Regions from separate parts of the Homo sapiens genome. Here region 1 is linked to region 2. A link is an interaction called in ENCODE POLR2A ChIA-PET data of the cell type or tissue named here. Cell type or tissue: IMR-90. All regions are shown on one strand. Each heading gives the region's core, and the rest is flanking DNA. Links, peaks and the distances in the headings are about the cores only.

What was found. Peaks named below come from ENCODE experiments on the same cell type or tissue, not always from the same donor. Only the 100,000 strongest peaks of a DNase experiment are listed, where the experiment ranks them.
Region 1: POLR2A ChIA-PET joins it to region 2 with 30 read pairs; 6 of 35 experiments call an interaction of 5 or more read pairs at or near these places.

The regions. Positions count from the first base shown.
Region 1 is chr17:78,889,166-78,901,587 of GRCh38, reverse strand. The region is part of intron 1 of TIMP2 (TIMP metallopeptidase inhibitor 2); the gene reads left to right. It overlaps CEP295NL (CEP295 N-terminal like), which reads left to right. Exons shown (of 3, transcript NM_001243540.2): 3 at 9,129-11,009. The coding sequence ends at 10,950. Among named protein-coding and RNA genes, the nearest start is that of CEP295NL, 7.8 kb to the left of the region's middle. In IMR-90, for the core only: no CTCF peak of the experiment used is centred there; no DNase peak of the experiment used is centred there.
Region 2 is chr17:78,950,533-78,962,954 of GRCh38, reverse strand. No RefSeq gene overlaps it. Among named protein-coding and RNA genes, the nearest start is that of LGALS3BP, 23 kb to the left of the region's middle. In IMR-90, for the core only: no CTCF peak of the experiment used is centred there; a DNase peak (open chromatin) is centred at 5,714; H3K27ac peaks cover 477 bases.

The DNA.
Region 1 (12,422 bases), core at 3,009-11,008, 62 kb after region 2:
TTTGCAAACACCCTTGCCCCACCTCACCTCCTTTGGCTTTTCTTCCTAGGACCTTTGGTCAGTGGGCCCCTCCTGACCAAAGGAGTTCATTCTCCTCCTGGACTCCAAGCCTGCGGCCTCTTCTCCCCGTCCTTACCGCCCTCCTCCTCTCCCGAGAACTGTCCAGGAAGACACACCTCTCCCTCGTTCAGATTTGCTCCTTGTTCTTCAGCCCGTGCATCTCCTTTAGGTCTTGAACAGTTCTGGACAGGTTTATTCCTGATCATTTCATCACGGTTTTATTGATTTTGAAACTTTATCCCGTGACATGATCAAATTGGCCATTTCTAGAGCACAGGCACTTCGTAGCTGTTGACCATCATTTAGCTCCACGTCTGCCCGTCGGTTCCTCGTGCGTGGAATCCAGCACCACGTGGGTGTCTCTGCCGAGCTCTCGGCATTTCCTGAGCCCTCCCGGAAGCCAGACTCTGTTCTCGGCGCTTCACACGGGCCGTCTCGTCTGATGCTGTGGCGTCCTGCAGGGTGGGAACGGGCGGTGCCCGTGGACGTGGCGCTGTGCCTGCCGGCGTCCTGGGCACCACAGCGTTGCCGCTTGCCCACTGCCTCCTAGCATGGCCAGGTGAGGTCGGGCTGGCTGGGCTGCACCATTCGCTCGCATGTTAGAGGCGTTTCTGTTCACTCAGGGGACAGTCACGTTGGCCCTTCTGGTGGCCCAGCGTCTTTTGTCCCCTGTGCTGCTCCACACACCCACCTCTGTACTTGCATAGTTGGATTTAGGGACCCACATATAAGTTTTAGATGTGTTCCCATTACCTTTTTTTATCTTGTAAGATTTGGCCAGTTGTGCAAGCTGTTAAAAACCTCTAGGCTAGAGTCTAGCAACAATTTTCCACCTCCCCCAAGGGTTATCTGTATCCGGGGATGCCCACAGCTTTGAATTGATAAGGTCAGGTGTGAAAGCTCAGGCAGTGGTCCTGTGGAAGAGCCCACCACCACCTCGGACTCTACTTACTTTATTAAAAAACACATTTTTTTTTTTTTTTGAAATGGAGTCTTGCTCTGTTGCCTAGGCTAGAGTACAGTGGTGCGATCTTGGCTCACTGCAACCTCCGCCTCCTGGGTTCAAGTGATTCTCCTGCCTCAGCCTCCTGAGTAGCTGGGATTACAGGCATATACCACCACACCTGGCTAATTTTTTGTATTTAGTAGAGACGAGGTTTCACCACGTTGGTCAGGCTGGTCTCGAACTCCTGTCGTGAGGTGATCCAGCCACCTCAGCCTCCCAAAGTGCTGGGATTACAGGCGTGAGCCACCGCGCCCGGCCAAAAAAACCACAATTTTAATAAGCTTGTTTGTGTGGCTGCTGTCAGACAGTTATGACCAGGGAAGGGAGGACACAGGAAGCTCTAAAAAGGCGACTTAAAAAACCCAAATTGCATTCTGGGGTCACTTAGTTTATGGGACCTCTGTTCTTTACATTTTAAAAGCCCTCGAGGGATTTCCTATATTATCATCCCAAAGACAATCCAAAATTTCCCCCAAAGAAGGTCAAATTACATATTCTACGTAGGCGCCTTAGACAGAGAAATGTCTAACTTTCCATATGAAAGGGTAAGCTCTAATTATATGGAAATGTTCTCTCTCTGGCCGATGCCAGCTAACGGAGCCCTTCTATAGCTATTTTTATGTTTCAAAGACAAAGCGCTTGACTATGTGGCCCGGGTGCTGGGCTTCTGGAGAAAGGGAAGAGCATTCTCTTTGTTCCCTTGGAGGGTTGGGGCATCCTGGGGGAGTGGGAACGAGGCCTGGGCTGGGGACATGCGGGTAGGATGGGGAAGGGGGTGTGTCCATGTCACGAGGAACCTGCATGAGCACATTCCAGGCGCTGCTGGGTGTGGGGCATTTGGGAATGGCCAGGAGCTCTACCACCCCTGTCTGGTGTGCAGCGTTCCAGGCTAGGGTGGCTCCCAGGGGAGCCAGGGCGAGCTGCTTGACCGTTCTCAAGCCTCTAGGCCCAGAGATTGCCAGGCTTTGGCAGGGCAGCTGGTGAACTGGCTGCATTCCTGGGCCCCTCCCGCAGGGGCTGGGATAGGATCTGTCAGGGGTGAGGCCCAGGAATCTACCCCTTCACCAGCAGCTCAGCTGATTATGATGCACGTGGCTGCGGGTTGCACTCAGAGACTTGCTGGTGTGGACAGCAGGGAATCACATGGGGGATGCTGAAATGTAACCCAGGTCTCTCAGTTAGACAGCGCTGGGCTGCAGTGCGGGAGAGGACGGGGTGCAGGCCTGGGGGTCGGGGGCAGAGAGGCTGATTGGGAGGCTTTTAAGGGCCTCAGGTGAGAGATGATCAGGGCTGAGCTGCTGGCAGGGGAGGAAGGCAGAGCAAGATGCAGCTTCCTGGAAGAGATGGTTTGCCAGGGCCGCAGTACTCCAAGCGTGGTCCCCCAGATGGCAGCATCAGCATCCCTGGGAGCGCTTTAGAGATGCAGAGTCTGGCGGGCGTGGGGGCTCACACCCGGAATCCCAGCACTTTAGAGATGCAGAGTCTGGCGGGTGCGGGGGCTCATGCCTGGAATCCCAGCACTTTGGGAGGCCAAGGCGGGCAGATCACTTGAGGTCAGGAGTTTGAGACCAGCCTGGCCGGCATGGTGAAACCCTATCTCTACTAAAAATACAAAAATTAGCCAGGCATGGTGGCGCGTGCCTATAGTCCCAGCTACTTGGGAGGCTGAGGCAAGAGAATTGCATGAACCCAGGAGGGGGAGGTTGCAGTGAGCTGAGATTGCACCACTGCACTCCAGCCTGGGCAACAGAGCAAGACTCCGTCTCAAAAAAGAAAAAAGAAAAGAAAAAGAAATGCAGAGTCTTGGGCCCCACCCAGACTATTGAATCAGAGCCTAACTGTTAACAAGATTCAAGCAGCACCATGGCCAGGTCTCACCCTTCTGTGCATGTTGACAAATCAAGTACTTGAGCAGAAAGAAGATGGGGATGATCGACGTGATGAACTCAGAGGCACCAACCGTGGTGTCCTGGGTCGATGCACACAGAATGCACGCAGGCCCCTTGCAGGCCTTCCCACCCTTCAGAAGCTCAGCACACCTGTCAGGGTCACAGGAGGGCCAGGGAGGTCAGAGGTCACGTGAGGCCAAGCACAGTCCAAGCAGAGTCTCCTTGTGCTGTGGAAGTGGTTTCCAGCTCTGACCTCCCTGGGCAGCAGGCTAGGAGCCTGGATCAGGGGCCTGCCTGCTCGGCCCGGAATCCCTGCTGCCCTGATTACGAGCTATGTGGCCTTAGGCAAGTTACTTAACCTCTCTGAGTCTCAATTTCCCTGTCAGATTGTGCGGATAGGAATAGGCCTCACCTCCTATGGTGAGGCGGTGAGATGGAGAGAGGTGTACGTGAAATGCCGGAAGAGTATGAAACCCTGCGGGTCTGCGTGCTGATCAGTGTGATGTCTGGATTCAAACCCAGCTCCTCCGTGTAAGCTGGGAAAGTTATTCAGCCTCTCTGAGCTTTTGTTTCTTTTTGTGAGCTCAGAGGGGAAATCAAGGAGAGCTGGAGGCGGCAGGGACAAGGTTGCATCCGATGGTGTCATGGGGGAAATCAATTCCTGAATGATGGAGCCAGCTGTGATTTTCTGGACTTTATCCCAAAGACCTCTGCCCAGATGTTTTAAGTTTGTACCCATTTCCGTGTCTCCAGGAAAACCGACACAGCAGCCCCGCTGGCTCCTTTCACAGTCACCCTCTGGATCATGTTGCAGTGACTCTAGCCAAGGGTATGGCCTGTGTCGTGTCTGTTACAGGCCGAGGTGGGAAGAAAAGGTTGTCCCTGTATCTGGAGGGGCCAGTTCATGCCTTGAGGAGGAGAGAGGCACTCTGGGTCCTGCCATTGTCCTCAGGGATGGCCATGCTTGCCATTGTCCCACGTGTCTGTTCGGGGGGGTCCTTCTCCTGGGGATACAACGTCTGCCGCGTTGATTTTTGGGTGTCTAAGTGTACCGGGCTAGTATCACATTGAGAGTCACCCACTGTGGGTGGATTCACCCATTCCCGTCATGGTGCCTGGGGCTCCAGCAGCCTCGTCACAACACAGCCTGGTAGTTGGAGGGTCTGAGCCTTTGTTACAACCGCCCTGACTTAGCCGCAGGACTATGCACCTGGTGGGGACTGGGGTGGGCGGCCACTCTCTCACAGGCCCACCCCAAGGCTCTAGATGGGCACGTGCATTGTTCAAATGCCGTCATACCTTGGGGGTGCGAGGGGGCAGCGTGAGGCAGACGAGAGAGGCGGAGGTCTCACAGTGAACCACAGGATCTGGTATCCTGCAGCCGGGGTGCAGGCCTGACTGTGGAGCCCCCATTCTGGGCGCCTCACACTCCCTATGACTGTGATGCTTGCCCCCCGCCCCCCGATGCCACAGGAGTGCACAGCAGGCCTGGAGTCTCCTTCGGAGGGGGTGAGGAGGCCGGCGGGGGGCGGGGGGGTGCTGTCTGTGGGCCCTGGCACTTCCACGCTGCCTGGGTGGAGGGTCCCTGGGTGAGGTCTGCCTTGGCTGAAAAGCTGTCTGAGCGGCCGCCCAGGGAAAGGCGAGCTGCTTGGACGTCATTCTCAAGCTGTAGGCCAGAGGTTGCCTGACTTTGGTGAGAATCGCTGGGAATCTGGTGGCCAAGCACATTCCTGGGCCCAGGTGCTGGGATCGGATCGGTCTGGGGTGGAGCTGCCATGGGCTGGCTCCTGCGCTGGGGCCACGGGGCTGTAGAGAGCAAGAGAGGAGAATGGGCCCAGTGTCCACTCCGCTCTGTGGGAGGCCCTGGTGCCGTCCGGAGGCCAGATTGGTGTCCACTCGCCTTCCTTCTGCTGCTCCGAGCGCGGCTTCTGCGGAGGGGGGAGCTGTGGTTTCTCTGAGTGGTTGAAGGCAGCCAGCAGAAGGCAGGCTTGTCAGCTCGGGGTGGCAGGACCAGAGGGCAGCAGGGGAGTAGAAAACACCAAAGCAGCCCAGGATGCTCAGAACACTCAGAGGATGTGGAGGACAGAGGAGCGCCAGGACCCCTGCCCCTTCTAGAATATTCTAAGCAACCAGAGAGGGCAGGTGCCTCTGGGAGGGGAGCTGTAGCGAGGGCCCTGATTGGAACCATGGCTGTCTTCATTGGCAAGTGTCCTGCCAAGGGCACCCGACGTCCTGTCTGGCAGGGCTGGAGAGACACTGGGCTGCCTGGAGATCAGCCTGGGCATCACAGGCAGAGGCAGGCATCCCAGCAGGCTGTGCAACAGGTGAACGGCTGTTTCTCCTTGGTCATCTTGGGCTCAGCTAAGGCTCTGTTGCTTTCCCTGCCAGTGCCTGCACAAGTCCACGTGAGACCCTGCCCTCTGCCTCAAGTTAGTAAGTGGGGAGGGTCTCAGAGGGGAGAGCAAGGAGAGCTGGGGTAGCGGGGACGAGGTTGCATCTGATGGTGTCAGAGCGGGGATCGATTCCTGAAGGATGGAGCTGGCTGCAATTTTCTAGACTTATCCCAAAGATCTCTGCCCAAATGTGTTAAGTTTTTACCCGTTTGCGTGTCTCCAGGAAAACTGACGCTGCTTCATTGGGATGCCCACGCCAGTGGGGCTGGCACGGGGTGCACTGAGGTCATTGAACGGGCTGGGGGCACTTCCAGAGCAGGGAAGACTTGTCCAGGTTTTACTAATTGTTGGTTGACAAGGGGTGTGAGCCAACGGCTCTTGGCACAGAAATAGACTGTGAACCTTGGGGCCTCCAGGCACCTTCCGAGACACACAGAGGGGCATTCACAGCAGCCCCGACCTCACCACACCTAATTGGACATCCCTGTGGCCGTTCCTGGTGGTCTTTGGTGTCTGAGGCCAACTCCTCCATGTGAGCTGGGAAAGTTATTCAACCTCTCTGAGCTTTGGTTTCTTTTTGTGGACTCAGGCCTTCTCTTGGTTATAGACCTAGGAGTGGAATCTCTGGGTCATAGGGTAAGTCTGTGTTTCCCTTTTTAAGAAACTGCCAGACTGTTTTCCAAAGTGGCTGCACCATTTTCCATTCCCACCAGCAGCGTGCACAGGGTTCCAATTCCTCCCCCTCCTTCCTCACTGACAGTTGCTATTGTCTGTCTTTTTGACGACAGCCGTTGGAGTGGATGTGAGGTGGCAGGACACTGCAGGGTCAGTGTGCATTTCTCTAAAGACCGCTGCCGTTGAACATGTTTTTATGTGCTGTATTAGCCACACATCTATGTTCTTTGGTGAAATATCTATTTAAATCTGTTGCTGATTTTTATTTTTATTTATTTATTTTTGAGACAGAATCTCACTCTGTCATCCAGGCTGGAGTGCAATGGTGCAATCTCAGCTCATTGCAACCTCTGCCTCCCAGATACAAGCAATTCTCCTGCCTTAGCTTCCCGAGTAGCTGGGATTATAGGTGCGTACCACCACACCCGGCTAATTTTTGTATTTTTAGTAGAGACGGGGTTTCACCATGTTGGTTAGGCTGCTTTCGAACTCCTGACCTCAAGTGATCCGCCCGCCTCAGCCTCCCAGTGTGCTGGGATTACAGGTGTGAGCTGCCACACCTGTCCTTCTTTTGCTGATTTTCAAATGGGATTATTTGCCATCTTACTGGGTAGTAAGAGGTGTTCATATGTTCTGGATTCAAGTCTTCTGTTGGATATATGATTTGCAAATATTTCCTTCCAGTCCGTACCTTGTATTTTCACTTTACTTATGGTACCTTTTGAAGCACAAAGGTTTTTTTTTTCTTTTAATTTTGATGATGTTCAGCTTATCCGTTTCTTTGTTTATTGGTTGTGCTTTTGGTGTTGTATCTAAGAAATCTTTGCCTGACTCAAGGTCATGAATATACACCTACGTTTTCTTCTAAGCGTTTATAGTTGTAGATGAAGGTCTATGATCCATTGTGAGTTAATTTTTGTATATAGGGTGAGATAAGGCTGTGAATTCCCATTTTTTGCCTGTGGATATCCAACTGTGCCAGCATCATTTGTTGAAAAACAAAAAAACTATTCTTTCCCCACATTAAATTGCCGTGGCACCTTTGTCAAAAATCTCAATCATTGCATTGAAGGGCCCAGCTTTCTCTCTCCCTTTCTCTCTTGATCATCATGGTGGTTGGCAGATCTGGCTAAATATAATATTAACCACTATTCTAATTGTGTGATCTGATTTACCAAGAGGTGCAAGGACCTCCCACTAGAAGACTTAAGTCAAAGCCAGCTGCAGTGTGACCACCTGAGGTTGGTCAAAGGTGCTGGGGTTCGTCCAAGCAGCAGAGGGCCTGTCTCTGCCACTTACCAGCTGTGTGATCTGGGTTAAGCATCTTCATCTCTGCCTGCCTCAGTTTCCCTGTCTGTGAACCGGGGGGGGTAGGAGCTTCGTATCTCAAAGGATTACTGTAAAAAAGATGAACGGATACATGCCCAGTGCTCAGAGGGGAGCCTGCACGGTTAATGTTAGCTGTAATGTAGATGCAGTATTTTCTGACTCCTGCAACTACATGTGACTTCAGCTGCAACTACGTTTGACTCCAAAGGCTTAGCCTGGTTCCACATAGACTAAGATGAAAGAAGGGAAGGAGCAGTGGAGGGGGACTCCATATCGACTGTGGCTGTCCCTTAGCCTTTCCTGCAGCTCACAGATCTGGCTGTTTCTGGCATCAGCTACCCGTGGCAACAGACACAATCCCGTACTGTTTTGGTGTAAATGCCCCTCCTTTCCTAGGAAGGCCTGCCAAAGCATGGGTCCCTTCCTGATGCCAAAGAGACCTGGAAGAGTCCTTCTCTGATCATTATAAAAGGAAAGAGCTGGGAGTCATGAAGAGAGAGCTAACACCAGCTTCTCCTCCTCTCTGGTTTCTACTGGATTCAAGTATCAGACTTGCATGCACACATACATACCTGCATGCCCCACACGGACACATACACATACACACACCGACATGCACACAGAGGCACACACAGACATGCATACATACACACACCTGTACACCCCCCTGTACACACAGATGTGCAGGCATGTGCACAGAAACATAAACAGATGTGCACACGCACACACCCCTGCGCGCACACACCCCTGCACACACACCGCTATGCACACACACCCCTGCACACACAGCCCCACGCACACACCCCTGCACACACACCCCTATGCACACACACCCCTGCATACACACCCCTGCACACACACTCCTACACACCCCTGCACACACACCCCTGCACACACATGCATGGAGACACACACACCCTTGCACATACACCCCTGCACACACACCCTTGCCCGCACACCCCTACACACACACCCCTGCACACACACTCCTACACACACATGCACACACACCCCTGCACACACATGCACACACATCCTTGCACACACCCCTGCACACACATGTATGCACACACACCCCTGCACACACATGTACGCACACACACCCCTGCACACACATGTGCATGTGCACACACCCACACACACCCCTGCACACGCGTGCACACACTCCTGCACACACACATGCTTGGCAGGCTCCTCCCTGCCCCGTCTCTTCCTCCTTTCCTTTACGATCAATTCTCCCTCCAGAGGCCCAGACTTCCTCTTTTACTTCCACCTGCTCTTCTCAATATTTGTTTCCAAGGGCTGCCCTTTGTGCCCCTCCATCCCTACCTGAATCCTAACCCTTGCCCTTTGGGTGGGATTGTCAGTCTCGGCACTACTGACATCTCTGGCCAGGTTATTCACTGTCTTGGGCAGCCCTCCTGTGCAGTGTGGGGTATTCAGCAGCCTCCCTCGCCTCCACCCAGCTGCAGGCCCGGAGCACCTCCTCCCTGCATTTGTGACAATAGAAAATGTTTCCAGACATTGCCAATGTCCCCTGGGAAACAACACCACACTCTGTTCAAAACAGCTGCCCTACAGGCTCTTGTCAAAAGTGTACAGGACAGAAATTGGGAGGCTGAGAGTGGGCCCTGGTGGGCACGGGTCAAGAGAGCTTGGAGGGGCACATTTTGCAGCCTGTCCTCACAGTGAGAATCCCGTGTGCTTGTCTCCAGGGCTTTGCTCACTCTCCTGGGAGCGATCTGGAAAGCTGCACTTGTGCTCCCTTCCTCGTAGGTTTGCTGTGGAACGTTGTGGCTTCTGTGGCTCCTCAGGCCCGGGGGCGCCCCTTGAACCCTCCACTCTTGGCTCCAAGCACCTTCCCTGGGAAGCTGTATCTGCTGGGTTCGCAGACAGGAACAGAAACATGGATGGAGCCATGTGGCTGAGCCTCTGTCCTGATAACGAAGACCTGCTTTGGAGGAAAAAGCACAAATTGCTACAAGCCCGGGGCAAAGGCGATCTCGCTCTGCAGAGAAGAGCGGATGCCAAGCTGTGGAAAAACTACCAGCTCCAGCGCTTGGCTGAGGAGTTGAGGAGAGGGTATCAGGAGGCACAGCACCTGCACGTCGGTGGCCTGGACAGGCTGCAGTCAGCACGTCTGTTGGGCTGGGGAGGAGGACGGGCCAGGGAAAATGAGCCTGACTCGCAGGGGCCCATCCAGCGAAGATCAGCCAGGCCCCCGAGGGCCAAGGAGAAGCATAGAGCAGCCCTTAGTGAAGAGAGGAGTTGCAGGGAAGAGTTGGGCCAGCAACACCCCAGGCACTCCAGGCCCCGGAAGACAGCAGCGAGTCCAGAGAAACCACAGACTACAAAAGCCACGGGTCGGATGAATTCTCACCTGGCCCCGCCTGAGAAGAGAAAGGGAAGGCCAGAACCTTCGACCAAGTCTGGGGGTGGCCGCTGTGCCATCCATCCTCGGAGGAGCAAAGGGGCGGACCTAGAAAGGTCAAACCCACTCGTGGCTGCTGTGGGAGAAATCGGGCTTGTGGAGGAAAAAGAGAAAGGAACAGCTCGGGCGGGGAGGAGGCAACTGGGAAAGGGGGCAGTTTGCTTTGTTCCAGCCCTGACCAGTCGCTCTCAGGGACAGAGTCTGGAGGGGAAGCTGAGAGACCTCGGGCAGCTGTGGCCAGCTGATTCCAGCTGCAGAAGGGAAGCCGTGTCCCCAGCATCTCAGTGCACGCTCCGGGAGAAGAACAAGTGGCAGAAAGAGCTGGAGTTGGCCTTTGAAGAGTTGTTTAATATAAACAGAAAGCTGAAAAAACACCTGTGCTTGTACCTGGCACTGAAGCCCAGGATGGACCAGAGACCTGGGGAAGGGCATGCCTTCTCAGAGATGCAAGAGTGTGGCGCTGGGACCCCAAGAGGGAAGAAAATGGCAGACCCAGAGATGCTGCCTGCCGGGGAACCCAGGAGCCCAGCAGAGGAGGAGGCGCAGCAGGCAGCGTCCAAGACCGACTTGAAAACGTTCATGGGCAAGGCCCAGAACCAAAAATATCAGGGCACGGTCAAGCCCACGTTTAGAAATGGAAGTCAAACATTGTCTCCCGAGGCAGGTATATTTATCAACAAAGAGGACTCATTATTGTATAGCACTGAATCTGGACAAGAGACCCCCAAACTGGGCACGCTGGCAGAGGGCTCCCTTCAGCTCCACCTTCAAGACCAGGCAGACAGAGTGGGCTCGACGGCATCCAGGCAAAGGCAGAAAGCAGAGATGGAGCAGAGAAGACAAAAACAACTGGAATCGCTTGAACAAATGGAACACCCAGATATGAGCTTGGAAATCCACTACAAAGCTGAGCTAGAAAAAGAGAGGAGGGAGCAAAGAAGAGCTCGACTGGCCCATCTGAAGTCCTCCTCCACGAGAGCCCAGGAAAGGGAGAGAGGATCTGAGCTCAGCACCACTTCCCCATCGGGCACCAGCCTCGCCGACGACGACCGGCACAGTCAGATGATCCGAGACCAGCAGCAGCAGATCTTACAGCAAAACAGGTTGCACAAGCAGTTTCTTGAAGAAGCCCGGAAATGCTTGCGGGAGTTTCAGAACATATGCTAAATGCGAGAGGCCCACCCGGGGTAAATACATCACTGATAATGGTGCTGCCAGCACTGGTACCCGGGTCTCTAAGATCTGTGTTTGCGTCATTGCCTCAGAGACTATTAGGCCTCTTTAAAATGGGCAATCTGGGGCCGGGTGCAGTGGCGCACGCCTGTAATCCCAGCACTTTGGGAGGCCGAGGTCGGCCTCAGGATCACCTGAGGTCAGGAGTTTGAGACCAGCCTGGCCAACATGGCGAAACCCCGTTTTTACTAAAAATATAAAAATTAGCTGGGTGTGATGGCATGTGCCTGTAACCTCAGCTACTCAGGAAATTGAGGCAGGAGAATCACTTGAACCTGGGAGGCGGAGGTTGCAGTGAGTCGAGATTGCACCACTGTACTCCAGCCTGGGTGACAGAGTGAGACTCGTCTCAAAAAAAAAAAAAAAAAGCAATCTGTCATTATACCGTCCTCCAGGGCACATTCCCTCACAGGGACTCTTTCCCTAATCTTGCCTTTATTGATTGATTGATTGATTGAGACGGAGTCTTGCTCTGTTGCCCAGGCTAGAGTGCAGTGGTGCAGTCTCGACTCAGTACCTCTGTCTCCTGGGCTTAAGCAATTCTCCTGCCTCAGCCTCCCGAGTAGCTGGGATTATAGGCGCCTGCCACCATGCCTGGCTAATTTTTTGTATTTTTAATAGACACAGGGTTTCACCATGTTGGCTAGGCTGGTCTTGAACTCCTGATCTCGTGATCCGCCTGCCTTGGCCTCCCAAAGTGCTGGGATTACAGACTTGAGCCACCGCGCCTGGCCTAGTCTTGCCTTTAAAACGAAGTCCCTTTTGGGAAACCACCTATATACAAAAATAGGAACCCGTGTGGGTTTCAGTGGGTGTGTCTAGCCCATGTGCTGTGGATGCATCTCCCAGAGCCGATCATGTCACTACATTCCAGCCTGGGTGACAGTCTGTTTTCAGGGGCCACAGGCACAGATGGAGACTCCAGGTCATTTAAGCCCTTCAGATGTTTTAGCCAAATAAACACTGGCCTTTCAGGGGCACCCAAGGTCAGACGGGCACAATTTCAGGAGATAGATCACTTAGTGCTTAGCCAAGGCTGAGACATTAACGGAGATTGAACCAAAGCTAAAACCTCTTAGTCTTTCAAAGTCACAACAAAACCAACATTGTTTAAATAGCACGTCGCTTAATACATTCTTATAACTTTAAGAGAAAAGAGAGTAGACGGAAAAGAGAAGACAAGCCACCCTCGCCCCGCTGGGTGATTCCCTCTGGGGCTGGCAAGGGTGTCGGCACCTGGGTGTTTGATCAGTTTCCTCCCCGCTAGCTTTGCCACTGACCTGGCATCCACCAGAGCCATGGAGACCTCACACTGGGTAGCTTCTCTTCTGCCAATTGCAGTCTTAGGGACAGGCACAGGGATCAACATACTTTTTCTGCAAAGAGCCAGAGAGTAAATATTTTAG
Region 2 (12,422 bases), core at 2,705-10,704:
ACCTCCTGGGCTCAAGCAATCCTCCCCACTCCGTCCCCTAGCCTCCTGAGTAGCTGGGACTACAGGCACACGCCACCACACCTGGCTAATTTTTAAATTTTCTGTGGAGACCCGGTCTTGCTATGTTGCCCGGGCTGGTCTTAAACTCCTGAGCTCAAGCAATATGCCCGCCTTGGCCTCCCGAAGTGCTGGGATTACAAGCGTGACCCGCCACGCCCAGCCTAACATGCGAGGCTTCTTGAGGTCCAGGCTTAGACACACACATCACAAGGTCAGCGTCGATCCAAAGGTGGAAAATAAACTCCACCTCCTGATGAGGGTCGCTTTGAAGAATTTATGACCATTTGTAATTGGCCATAACCAGGAAGCTGAGGACCTCTGAACCCGGAGTAATCTGGCTGGAATTGACACAGACTTGCTCACCGCCCTCAGGGGACACTGGGTTCAGGCTGTGGCTGATGTCACCACCCACAGCAAGCATTTGAACCACTCCTGCCTTACTGAGAGCCCTGTTCCAGGCTCAAAGCCCCGCGAGGCCACTTGAGAGCAGCGACCTGGGCCTTGCAGGTCACATGGAGGCAGGCTTCACAAAGGCAGAAGGAGATTCCACGCATTGAGGGACAGCTCAGTTCATTCCGGGCATCCGGAGAGTGGACTATTGTAGAGCTACTCAGAAGGATTTTGTGGCCCCCATATGTACTGACATAAAGGATCTTCATGATACAACATCAAGTGTTTTTTTGTCGTTGTTGTTTTTTGTTTTAAGATGGAGTCTCGCTCTGTCGCCCAGGCCAGAGTGCAGTGGTGCGATCTTGACTCACTGCAACCTCCGCCTCCCGGGTTGAAGCAATTCTCCCACCTCAGCCTCTCAAGTAGCTGAGATTACAGGCACCCGCCACCACGCCCGGCTAATTTTTGTATTTTTAGTAGAGAATGGTTTCACCATGTTGGCTAGTAGTCTGGTCTCAAACTCCTGACCTCAAGCCATACGCCCGCTTCAGCCTCCCAAAGTGCTGGATTACAGGTGTGAGCCACTGTGCCTGGCCCAAGTTTTTCAAAAGAGCAACGTGCAGAACAATCCTGTATAGAACATTCACTGGTTGTCTGTTGAGTCTCCATTCCCCACTCTTCCTCATTCCCCAGATGACCTATATGTTCCTTCAGGGAACCATCCCACTGGGCAGCAGCCTGGGGCGATCTGAGGGAGGGACTATGGGAAATTCCATCCTCTTTGCTGTGGGAATTGGTTTGGGATGGATTTGGCTAGGAGGGAGAAGAGCATGTGACCTGTGTTAGCACCTTTGTTGGGGAGGGGATTCATGGATGACTCTTTTTTTTTTTTTTAAGGCTGAGTTTCACTCTTGTTGCCCAGGCTGGAGTGCAATGGCATCATGATCTCGGCTCACTGCAACGTCTGTCTCCCGGGTTCCAGCGATTCTCCTGCCTCAGCCTCCCAAGTAGCTGGGATTATAGGCATGCACCACCATGCCTGGCTAATTTTTGCATTTTTAGTAGAGATGGGGTTTCTCCATGTTGATCAGGCTGGTCTCGAACTCCCAACCTCAGGTGGTCCACCCGCCTCGGCCTCCCAAAGTGCTGGGATTACAGGCATGAGCCACTGCGCCTGGCTGCAGTGAACTATTTCTTAACAGCAGCCTCCTGGCTGTTGAGGCATTCACACCCCAGGTTCTAGCCACACCCTTGCACAAATACACTCATGAACTCCCTGAAAAGGCTGGGCTTCCTCGTGCCCCACTCGTGTGGCCCATGGAGGTGGCTGGGCCTGAGTGAGAGCTGGACAGAAATGGTTTGATGTGGCAGCAGCTGGGCTTCTGAAAGAATGTCACTGGGGTGAAGCCAGGAGCTCGAAGCCAAGCCTGTGGCAGTTGCAAAATGCAGAGGAAGAATGCAGGCCTGTCTTCCACACCTCCCTCCTGCTTACGCTAGCGCTCCAAGTGTTACATGTGTGTTCTGTCTGCACATATGCACACACCATATGTGTGCATTCACCCATGTGCATTCAAAAGCCCAATTCAGGAGATTCTCACAGAGACTCCTCCAGGCCAAGCTCAGGGGCACCAGGGAGAGGACTGGGGGCTCTGTTTGCAAGGGGCTCAGTCAGGGCTGTGAGAGAATAAGAAATATATATTCTTATTCAAAATATTCTTATTCAAAAAATATATTTTTTTGTGGGTTTTTTTTTTTTTTTTTTTTTTTTTTTTGAGACAGAGTCTTACTGTGTCACCCAGGCTGGAGTGCAGTGGCACAATTTTGGGTCACTGGAACCTCCGCCTCCCAGGTTCAAGTGATTCCCCTGCCTCAGCCTCCCGAGTAGCACTCACCACCACACCCAGCTAATTTTTGTATTTTTAGTACAGATGGGGTTTCACCATGTTGGCCAGGCTGGTCTCGAACTCCTGATCTCAGGTGATCCATCCACCTCAGCCTCCCAAAGTGCTGGGATTACAGGCATGAGCCACTGTGCCTGGCAAGAAATATATATTCTATTTGGTCTTTGTTCCCGGTTCCTGGGTTCCCAGCACAGAGCTCCTAAAACCCTTGAAATTTTCTGAGAGAGGTGAGAGAAGCACCTTTTGTTACTTATAAGGAACCCCTTTCCACCATCCTACTTATGCTAATGAGGTGACTCGGTGGTCCCTAGCTAGTCTCAAAATGGAGGCTGCTGCCCCAGGAACCAACCATGGGATTAGTGGGTTGAAATTTTCAGCCCCACCCCGACTTCCAGGAAGGCGGAAGGGCCAGGGATTGAGTCAATTACCAATTGTCGATGATTTCATCAATCATGCTCACATAGTGGAACTTCCATCAAAGCTTGAAGAGAAAGGGTTCAGAGAACTTCAGGGTAATGAACGAACCCATGAGCCGGGAGGCTGGCATAACGCGTACTCCAGGGGGACAGAAGCGCCTGCCCTGGATTCTGGACCTTGGTCTCTATGTGTCTCCTTCTGGCATCCTTTATCATCAACCTGAGGCCCTAAGGAAAGTTCTGTGAGCCCTTCCATAGCAAATCGCCAAACCTGAGGAGGAGGCTGTGGGAGCCACCAATAGCGAATCATCGGCCAGGAGTGGTGGCTCACGCCTGTAATCCCAGCACTGTGGGAGGCCAAGGCGGGCGGATCACTTGAGGTCAGGAGTTCAAGACCAGCCTGGCCAACATGGTGAAACCCTGTCTCTACAAAAACACAAAAATTAGCTGGACAACATGACTGTAGTCCCAGCTACTCAGGAGGCTGAGGCAGGAGAATTGCTTGAACCCAGGAGGCGGAGGTTCCAGTGAGCCGAGATCACGCCACTGCACTCCAGCCTGGGTGACAGAGTGAGACTCCGTCTCAAAAAAAAAAAAAAAAAAAAAAAAAGGAAAAGCAAATCACCAAACCTGAGGAGGGGGTCATGGGAGCCCCCAATAGCAAATCACCAAACCCAAGAAGAGGGTCATGGAAGCCTCCAATTTGTAGCCAAGTTGGACTGAAACGTGGGCAACCTGAGGACCCTCTGCTTATGTTCGGGGTCTGATGTGGCGGGCAGTCTTGAGCTCCTAACCTGTGGGGTCTGCGCTAACTCCGGATAGTATCAGGATTAAACGAACTCACGCCTATAATCCTAACACTGTGGGAAACCAAGGCAGGAGAATATCTTGAGCCCAGGAGCTCGAGACCAGCCTGGGCAACATAGTGAGACCCCCATCTGTACAAAAATTAAAAAATAGCGGGGTGTGGTGGCAGGAGGTGGGAGGATTGCATAGCTGTAGTGAGCTAGGATCGGACCACTGCGCTCCAGCCTGGGCGAAGAGTGAGACACTGTCACAGGGGAAAACAAAAACAAAAACTGGAGAACTACTCGGTATGGGGGAGGAAGGCCCACACGTTGAGTGTCAGAAGTAGAGACAGTTTTCATTTAGAGTCTAATGGGAGGAGAGGAGATAAACAGACCACAGCAGAGATGGAGAGAAAGATACAACTGCCAGGAGGGAGGGAAGGTGAGTTGGAGCCTGGCTGGAGGGGTGCGCCAGGGTATTGACCCAAAGACAAAAGGAGGGCGGTGTTCATAGATGGTCTGGGGAGAATCCAACATTCCAAGCAGTGGGAGTGGGGTCTCAGGAGGGCCAGGTCAGCCCATCCCAAGGGCTGGACTCTGGGCCATCACTGCACTGCCCAGAGTCAGGTGGGGTGAGTAGGGGCCTGAGTCATGCTGCCCGGCCCTGCTTCCTTATCAGAACTAGCTTAAGTCGGGGCAGCCGGGAGCCAGCCTGCAAATCTCTGCTTCACCCAAGCTTGCCAGTGTCTCTGACCCCCTCAATCCCCCTGAAGCAGGACCCAGTCTCCGGCCTTTCCAGCCCACCTCAGATCCTGGGGGCTACATGATGTCCAGACCTGACTCCTGGGAAGGGACAGGAATGCGAGGCTTGGTATTAGTTTCCTGGGTCTGCCTAAAGGACAGACATTTCCTGGGTGGCTTAAAACAACAGAAATTTTCTTTTCACAGCTCTGGAGACCAGAAGTCTGAGGTCAAGGGGTCTACAGGGCTGGTTCCTTCTGGGGGCTCTAAGGGAGACTCTGTCCCTGCCCTATCTCCCAGCTTGGGAACTCCCAGACGGGCTTTCGCCATGTTGGCCAGGCTGGTCTCGAACTCCTGACCTCAAGTGATCTGCCTGCCTCAGCCTCCCAAAGTACTAGGATTACAGGCATCTGCCACCACGCCTGGCTAATTTTTATTTTTATTTTTATTTTATTTTATTATGTATTTATTTATTTATTTATTTATTTTTTGAGACGGAGTTTTGCTCTTGTTGCCCAGGCTGGAGTGCAATGGCGCGATCTTGGCTCACCGCAAACTCCGCCTCCCAGGTTCAAGCGATTCTCCTGCCTCAGCCTCCCGAGTAGCTGAGATTACAGGCATGCACCACCAGGCCTGGCTAATTTTGTATTTTTAGTAGAGATGGGGTTTCTCCATGTTGAGGCTGGTCTCAGACTCCTGACCTCAGGTGATCCGCCCGCCTCAGCCTCCCAAAGTGCTGGGATTATAGGCGTGAGCCACTGCACCTGGCCAATTTTTATATGTTTAGTAGAGACAGGGTTTCGCCATGTCAGCCAGGCTGGTCTCGAACTCCAGACCTCAGGTGATCCCCCTGCCTTGGCCTCCCAAAGTACTAGGATTACAGGCGTGGGCCACCACACCTGGCCAAGAGCCTTGATTGTATCTGCGAAGACCCTATATCCAAAAAAAGTCACAGCCACAGGTACTGGTGGTCAGGACGCAGATGTATCTTTCTGGGGGACGGAATTCAGCCCACAGGAGGCTGCTCAGGGTTCCGGGAGTGCAAGCTGTTTTGCCATCACGTGCATTCTCTAATTCGAATCCTGCTGGCATTCAGGTGGATGCTGGGCATGGGATGGAGTCCTGGCTCCCAGGGGGACCTTCCCACACCCCCATCCTCCCATTGCAAGCCTCCTGGATGTCAGAGCCCATGGGGGCCTCCTGGGCTTCTTCTCTCACATGAACGTGCTGAGAGCTCTCAAGCCCCCCTGCCGCATGTGGAGCGGATGTTCAGAATCTGAACGTCTCGAGCTGTTTCCCGGGAGACGGCTCACTTTGAGATCCAGGCTCTTCGACATAACTTTGGCAAACCTCCACGTTTGGTGAGTCCCTTGGCCGCAGTCACCTCCTTGCATGGAGGACCAGCGCCAACCTCCGTGGGAGGTATCAGGAAGTGGCTGCAAATTTGACCTTAGAAATAGACAGCAAATTCAGTCAATTTGAGGATGCTGGTGGTGAGATTGGTGAGAGAGGATTTGAGTGAGTCATTGATCACAGCATCTTAAAAAGATCCAAGAGGCCGCATCAAAGAAACTGTGGAAAAGACAGATTTTAGCTTAATATAAGGAGGTGTTTTCTAACAGAGTGGGACAGAGATGAGACGGCTGGCGTTGGATGGGGCCCGTCCTGGAGGGCCCCCTGGCACTTTAATAAGGAGGTAGCAGCTCCTAAGACTGGGGCTTGGGACCCGAGGTCCAGTCCTTAGTTCCAGAGCTGAGTCCCTTCTCCCCCGCCCCGAGGCTCTTCTCTCTAAAACGGGGAGCCCTGATGACTTCTAAGCTCCTCTCCATCTCTCAACTCCCCCACCCTTAACCCAAAGCAGCTGGCCCCCCTAAGGTGGGATTTTGACTTGGGGACAGGCCAAGAGACAGTGTTTTGCTGCCTCGCTCACTCCCAGCATCCAGGCGACATCCCTCAGGCATCATCTGTTCAAGGAGCCCACCTGGGCTCCAGGTTCCAGGCCAGGCTTCTCAAGGAGCCAGCGCTTTCTAAATGCAGACCTGCTTTTGGGATTTTAGCAAATCAACACCCAGTTTTTTCCATCAGGTGAGTCATTCCACCACCCCAGGGCAGAGTCAGAGGTGGGGGAAGTGAAGACGAAGTCCTTGGCGCTTTAGCCTCAGGTCCCCAAACCTTCTCCCGGGCCCCATCTCCAGGCCGCCTTGTAAAATCCAGTTTCTGCCATTCCTGCGAAGTCAGTTTAGCAAGAAGCCCCCATCCTCCACCGTCCCTCAGGCGATGTCTGGTCACCCCGGCCTGCCTTCAGCAAGAATCCTGTTAGGTGGGTTTAGCCGGAATCCCCCTGACCCCCTGCTTCCTCTTAGTAATTCCCCCCGCTCTGACCCCCACCCTGCTCCCTGGCTAGAAATTCACTTGGCCGTGCTGCATCTGAGTTGACCCTGACCTCTGCCCATGGCAGGTTCCCCCTGCATGGTCCCTGCGCCTATCGAGACGGCCCTGAGTCGAGTCAGCCTCACTGACCTCACACAAGTGTCACTGAATCGTTTTCTTTAACATGACCGACAGAAAACCATCCTGGGCAAACTGGGAGGGTTGGCTACCCCACGTAAGGGACCGACAGCAGCCCCTGGTGGTCCCTTCACAAAGAAAGATGCTTCCCCATCCCTATCACCCAGCCCCAGAAATCCTGGCTCTGGGCGTCGGAAGTTCTTTTCAGCCAGGCACTGTGGGAGGCCATAGATCGCTTGAGCCCAGGAGTTCAAGACCCACCTGGGCAATGTGGTGAAACCGCACCTCTACAAAAAATACGAAGATTAGCCAGGCATGATGTTGTGCACCTGTAGTCCCAGCTACTCAGGAGGCTGAGGCAGGAGGATCGCCTGAGCCCAGGGAGGTTGAGGCTGCAGTGAGCTGAGACGGCACCACTGCACCCCAGCCTGGGGACAGAGCAAGACCTTGTCTCCAAAAAAAAAAAAAAAAATCATTCTTGTAATGCACTCATGACTTCTTTTTCTGGAACATTCTTTTGTTTTGTTTTTGAGACGGAGTCTTGCTCTGTTGCCCAGGCTGGAGTGCAATGGCTCGATCTCGCTCGATCTCAGCTCACTGCAACCTCTGCCTCCCAGGTTCAAGCGATTCTCCTGCCTCAGCCTCTTGAGTAGCTGGGATTACAGGTGCCCACCACCATGCCTGGCTAATTTTTGTATTTTTAGTAGAGACGGGGTTTCACCACGTTGGCCAGGACGGAACATTCTTTTTCTTCTTTACCAGGTTAATTCCTATGTGTGTTTCTGGGGATCTCTCAACCTTTGGGTACCCTCAGTCACTGGGATCTTGCTAAACAGGGGCCTGCACTTCTGCAGTTCTAATCGGCTCCCGGCAATGCCCACGCTGCTGGTCCTCTGGCACACTCTGGGGACCAGGGGCTTAGCCTTCACGACCTCTGAGAGTGCCTCTCGGGCATCCGAGTCTCAGCCCCACCCTGTGACCGAAGCACACTCTGTGTCCCTCACGGCCCTTCCACAGGGTGTGGCAGATCCCTGCCGGTGTCTCCGTCACTGCCAGGCTGAATTCGTCTTTCCCGGGAAAGCCCGGCACCAGGTGGGAACGTGGGTAGCCCTCAAGTCTTTGCTGAATGAATGAAGGAACCCCTGCCTTCACACAAAAGGTCAGTATAGACCTATGTCCACCTTCACTACATCTACACCCCAGGAGGAAACCCCCAAAATTCAGAACATGAATCCTAGTTGAGTCACAAGTGGAGGAAATGACGAAGGTGACAGATGCAGGAGCAGCTCTGCTCACCATCAGAGCAGATGGAACCTGTACTTCTCAAAGTGGGGTTCCACTCAGCAGCATCCCGGTGCCTAGGAAACCCGTCAGCAACGCGGATTCTTCGGGAACACCCCGGTCCGACTGAACCGGAGACCAGGGAATCGGGGTGAGTTTGCGCCTGTGACTTCAGAGCCCTCCTGGAATTCTGGCGCCACATGAGTGTAAAATCCACTGGGTCTGGGCCAGTGATTCACCTCTGGAGCTGTGTATTGGAATCTCCTGGGAGCTTGGAACGCTGGGGACGCCTTTGCCCCACCGTACCCTTCTGATGGGGTGCGCTCTATTTGGGCTGTCTCCCTGCCCCCGTCCCCTTCTCAACAGAATGGAGGACAAAGTGGGGAGCTGGACATGGAAGTTGGGGAGCCAGCTGGGTGTCTGAGGTCAGGACAGCTCAGCTCCAGGGAGGCTGTCAGAGGTGGAAAGGGTGGGCGGATGGCTTCTCCGGGAGGGGCTGCTCTCTTGCCCCCAGCAGAAGCTGCATGCAGGGAGGGCTGGGCAGGGGAACTCTACCAGCCAGCAGAGCCTTATTCTTCTGCGTGTTTGTAATTTGCTGAGCAGCTGGTCCCCATTAGACAGCCTCAAACCCTTTTTAAGGAGCCTCGTGGAAGCGGCTTTTTGCTTCAGTCACAGCAGACCCCGTGCGGGGATGGGTAGCACAGGAGTAGCGTTGCCGTGGCAACGCAAAGACTTGGGGGCTGGCTAGCGATGGTAACCAGGGCTGCTTTTGACCTTCACCGTCTCCTGGGGCTGCTGGCTTTCTCCTCTCCCGCATTCACTGGGGCCGTTTCCAAGCCTGCAACGAGACTAGAGCTCAGGGGAGGCCTCAGCGACCCCGTCCCTCCCACCCACTCATCCTAGAGGGCAGCTGCCCTAAGACAGTTTTCTCCAGGAGGCTCAAAGGAGTCCTGTGTCCATTTTAAAGCCCCCAACCCAAAGCTGAGGCCCTGCTTGCCCTGGTCTTACCCCGCAGCCCAAGACCACGCCTGCCTCTCACTCTGCAACTACAGCCCAACGAGCAACGTGACCTCTGGGTTCCAGATGGATCCGTTGCAAAAGGTGGTGAGATGCTGCTCCGAGTCACAAGTCCAGGCTGGCCGCCTGCCTCTTGGCTGTGTGATCTTAGGCAGGAGGCCTCCCCTCTCTGAAGCTCAGCTCTGGTCTCTGTAATATGGGCTGCTGACCTCTTCAAGGGTGTTGTAAATACTGAATGAAAGGCATCTGGAGTCTTTGACAGTGACTGTTTTTGCGATCAAGATGGTGGGGATGTTTACGCGTCTTTTCTTTTTGTTTTTTGTTGTTGTTGTTGTTTAGGCAGAGTCTCACTCTGTTGCCCAGGCTGGAGTGCAGTGGCATGACCTTGACTCACTGCAGCCTCCGCCTCCCGGGTTGAAGTGATTCTCCTGCTTCTGCCTCCTGAGTAGCTGGGATTACAGGCATGTACCACCACGCCCGGCTAATGTTTTATATTTTTAGTAGAGACAAGGTTTCACCGTGTTGGCCAGGCTGGTCTCGAGCTCCTGACCTCAGGTGATCCTCCCGCCTCGGCCTCCCAAAGTGCTGGGATTACAGGCATGAGCCAGCACATCTGGCTGGCATCTTTTCTTGTCATTACCTGATGTTCATGGAGGACCGGCTCCAAGCTAACTCCTGCAGGAATCTTTCCTCTTTTGGAGCCCTAGGTTAGGAATTTTGGTGCTGTCCCAGGCCTGGTGACAAGCTCTCTCTCACCCCCATCTGATTACGGGCAGTGCTCCATGTTTGGGGTTCAGGCTTTGCCACAATCCGAAGGCTGTGCCTTCGCTGGGGCTCAGGAAGAGGAGAGCAGAGGAGCTGGACCCCACTGGCACCGAGCCCACCGAGGCCTGGGTGGCTGATCTGCCCTCCTCCATGGTCTCAGCCTGGGGAACCACTCGCAGGGCTCACCACTGACCACATGATGGGCCAAGCCAGCTCCTCCCGCCCTGCTGGACCAGCAGCTCCCTTTGGGCTCGGGGGTGGGGAGTCCGTGGGACACGTCCATAGCCTGCCTGGTGTCTTATGAGTTCAGAGAATTTCTTCAAATGCTTAAAACCTTCAGCTCCCTTAAAAAGGGTTTTCTGCATTTCAGCACAGTTTGGTACTTCTGGGGCTGTGGGTTCCCCAAACCCTGGGGTTCCTGTGTTTATTCACCCGATCAGAGAGGAGGCCTGGCCAGGAAGACCTTGGTAGGAGGGGTCCTCAAAAAGTGGGTCTCAGGAACTTGCCCTGAGCTTCCCCACGGTGGGGGTGAATGCCCTCCCAGCCATGGAAGAAAAGGAGGCCAGTTAGGCGGGCCACCCTGGACAGTCAGGGGGACCTGGGCCCCAGGGGCTGGCCACTGAGGGAGTCATCCAGACTGCTGGCCGTGGCTGTCCAAATTCCGCCCCCGTCGCCTACAGAAGGGGGTTTCCCTACAGACACCAGGGCCTGGAGGGGACTCCCAGGAAGCATCCAGAGAGAAGAGGGTCCCCCAGGCCCAGGAGAAGAGAAACCAGCCTCGGCCCTTTAAGAATCTGTGTTGCCAGCAGAGAGCGAAGGCAAGGCAGGCCCTTGGGTAAACATCTGAGGGCCTGCAGTAACAACTCCCAGCTGTGTGGGGTGCTGGGGGCGGGGTCCTGAGCCGGTCCTAGCTCAGCTGAGGTCAGCTGGGTGGGGATCGACCGAGCACAAATGTAGGGGTGGGCAGCAGCTGAAAGGGGAGAGCCACTTGGGTCTGGAAGCTTCTACTTCCTTTAGAGCCTTTTCCAAAATCCTCCTGGGAGATCTCTGGTCGATCCTCACAGTCAGGCAGTGAGGACAAAGGGAGAGAGAGGCTTCCTCTCTAGGAAGGGAGGAGAGGGAGGGGGTTGGTGGAGTTTCCTTTGCTATTCCCCAGTTGCTCAGGGCTTGTTCATCTCTCCGTGGAGCACAGGTGGTGTCTGGTGTGTCCTTCTGTCATGCACAGCCCTGCACTGTCACTCCGCAATGCCAGCCTCCGGCTCCATGAGCTTGACCCTGACCCCCACCTTCTCCTGCCTAGAAGTTTTGCTGCAGGCTCCTGGCTGGTCTTCCTGTCTCCCAGCCCTCTCCAGGACAGCCCTGTGGAGACACCATAGCTATTGTTCTAAAGCATCTCATCGAGACATTTCCCTCTGCTTAAACCCAGCTGATGATTCCCTGTTAGGGATAGATGGTATATTAGGATGGTTTGGGCTATAAGTAACAAATATGATTGAGAAATGCTTACCCTTTGGAGGTAGTGTTTTCACTCATATTAACTAGAAAGTATACCAACCGGGTGGACTTCATGGCTGATGGAGCCCAGCAGTTCAACCATGTCCAGATTCAGGTCTTCCTCTCTCTTATGCCTTCTGTAGCAGCAACTCATTCACATACTAGTTTCCATCATAGTGGCAAAGTGGTTGCAGTGGCTCCAGGCTCTATACCACAACATTTAAAAGGCAGGAGTGGCATGAGCCTGTAGTCCCAACTACTCAAGAGGTGGAGACAGGAGGATTGTGTGAGCCCAGGAGTCTGAGGTTGCAGTGAGCTATGATCACACCACTGCACTCCAGCCAGGTTGATAGAGTGGGACCCTAAAAAGGTAAAAGGCAGGAGTGAGCCTCTTTTCCAGAACTTCCATTTTGGCCATCTATTTGTATATAACAAGTTACCCCAAAACTTAGAGGCTAAGAAGGATCTTTCATTTTGCTCATAATCTGCAATTTGGACAGGGCTCAGCAAGGGTGGCTCATCTCTTCCACATGGCATCAGCTGGGACAGCTCACCTGGGAATTGGAGGATCCATTTCAAGATGGCTCACCTACGTGGCTGAAAAATGGTGCTGGCTGTTGTCTGGGAACTCAACAAGGGCTGTGAAATGGGGGCCTCGGCTGCTCTCATAGAGGGCTGCATAGGCTTCCTCACAGCATGGTGGCTGGGTTAGAGAACAAGTCAGATGTACATGGCATTTTATAACCCAGCCTTGGAAGCCACACAGCACCACTTGTGATAGACTGGTGGTCAAGGCAGTCACAAAGGCCTGCCTGGATTCAAGGGGTAGGGCTGCATATCCCACCGCTCTTGGGAAGAGTGTCAAGGTCGCATTGAGTGTGAGTAGCGTGGAAGCTGCTATGTCCATCTCGAAAAATGCCTTCTGCCACAGTCTCCCAGATGTCTTCTCCATTCTCACCAAGCCTCTTTGGGCCATTTATCCAGCACTAGGCCAATAACCAAGACCAGCAGATAGGACATGTGTCACTGATGGAGCTGGGGTAGATTCAGCTCTCCCCAGA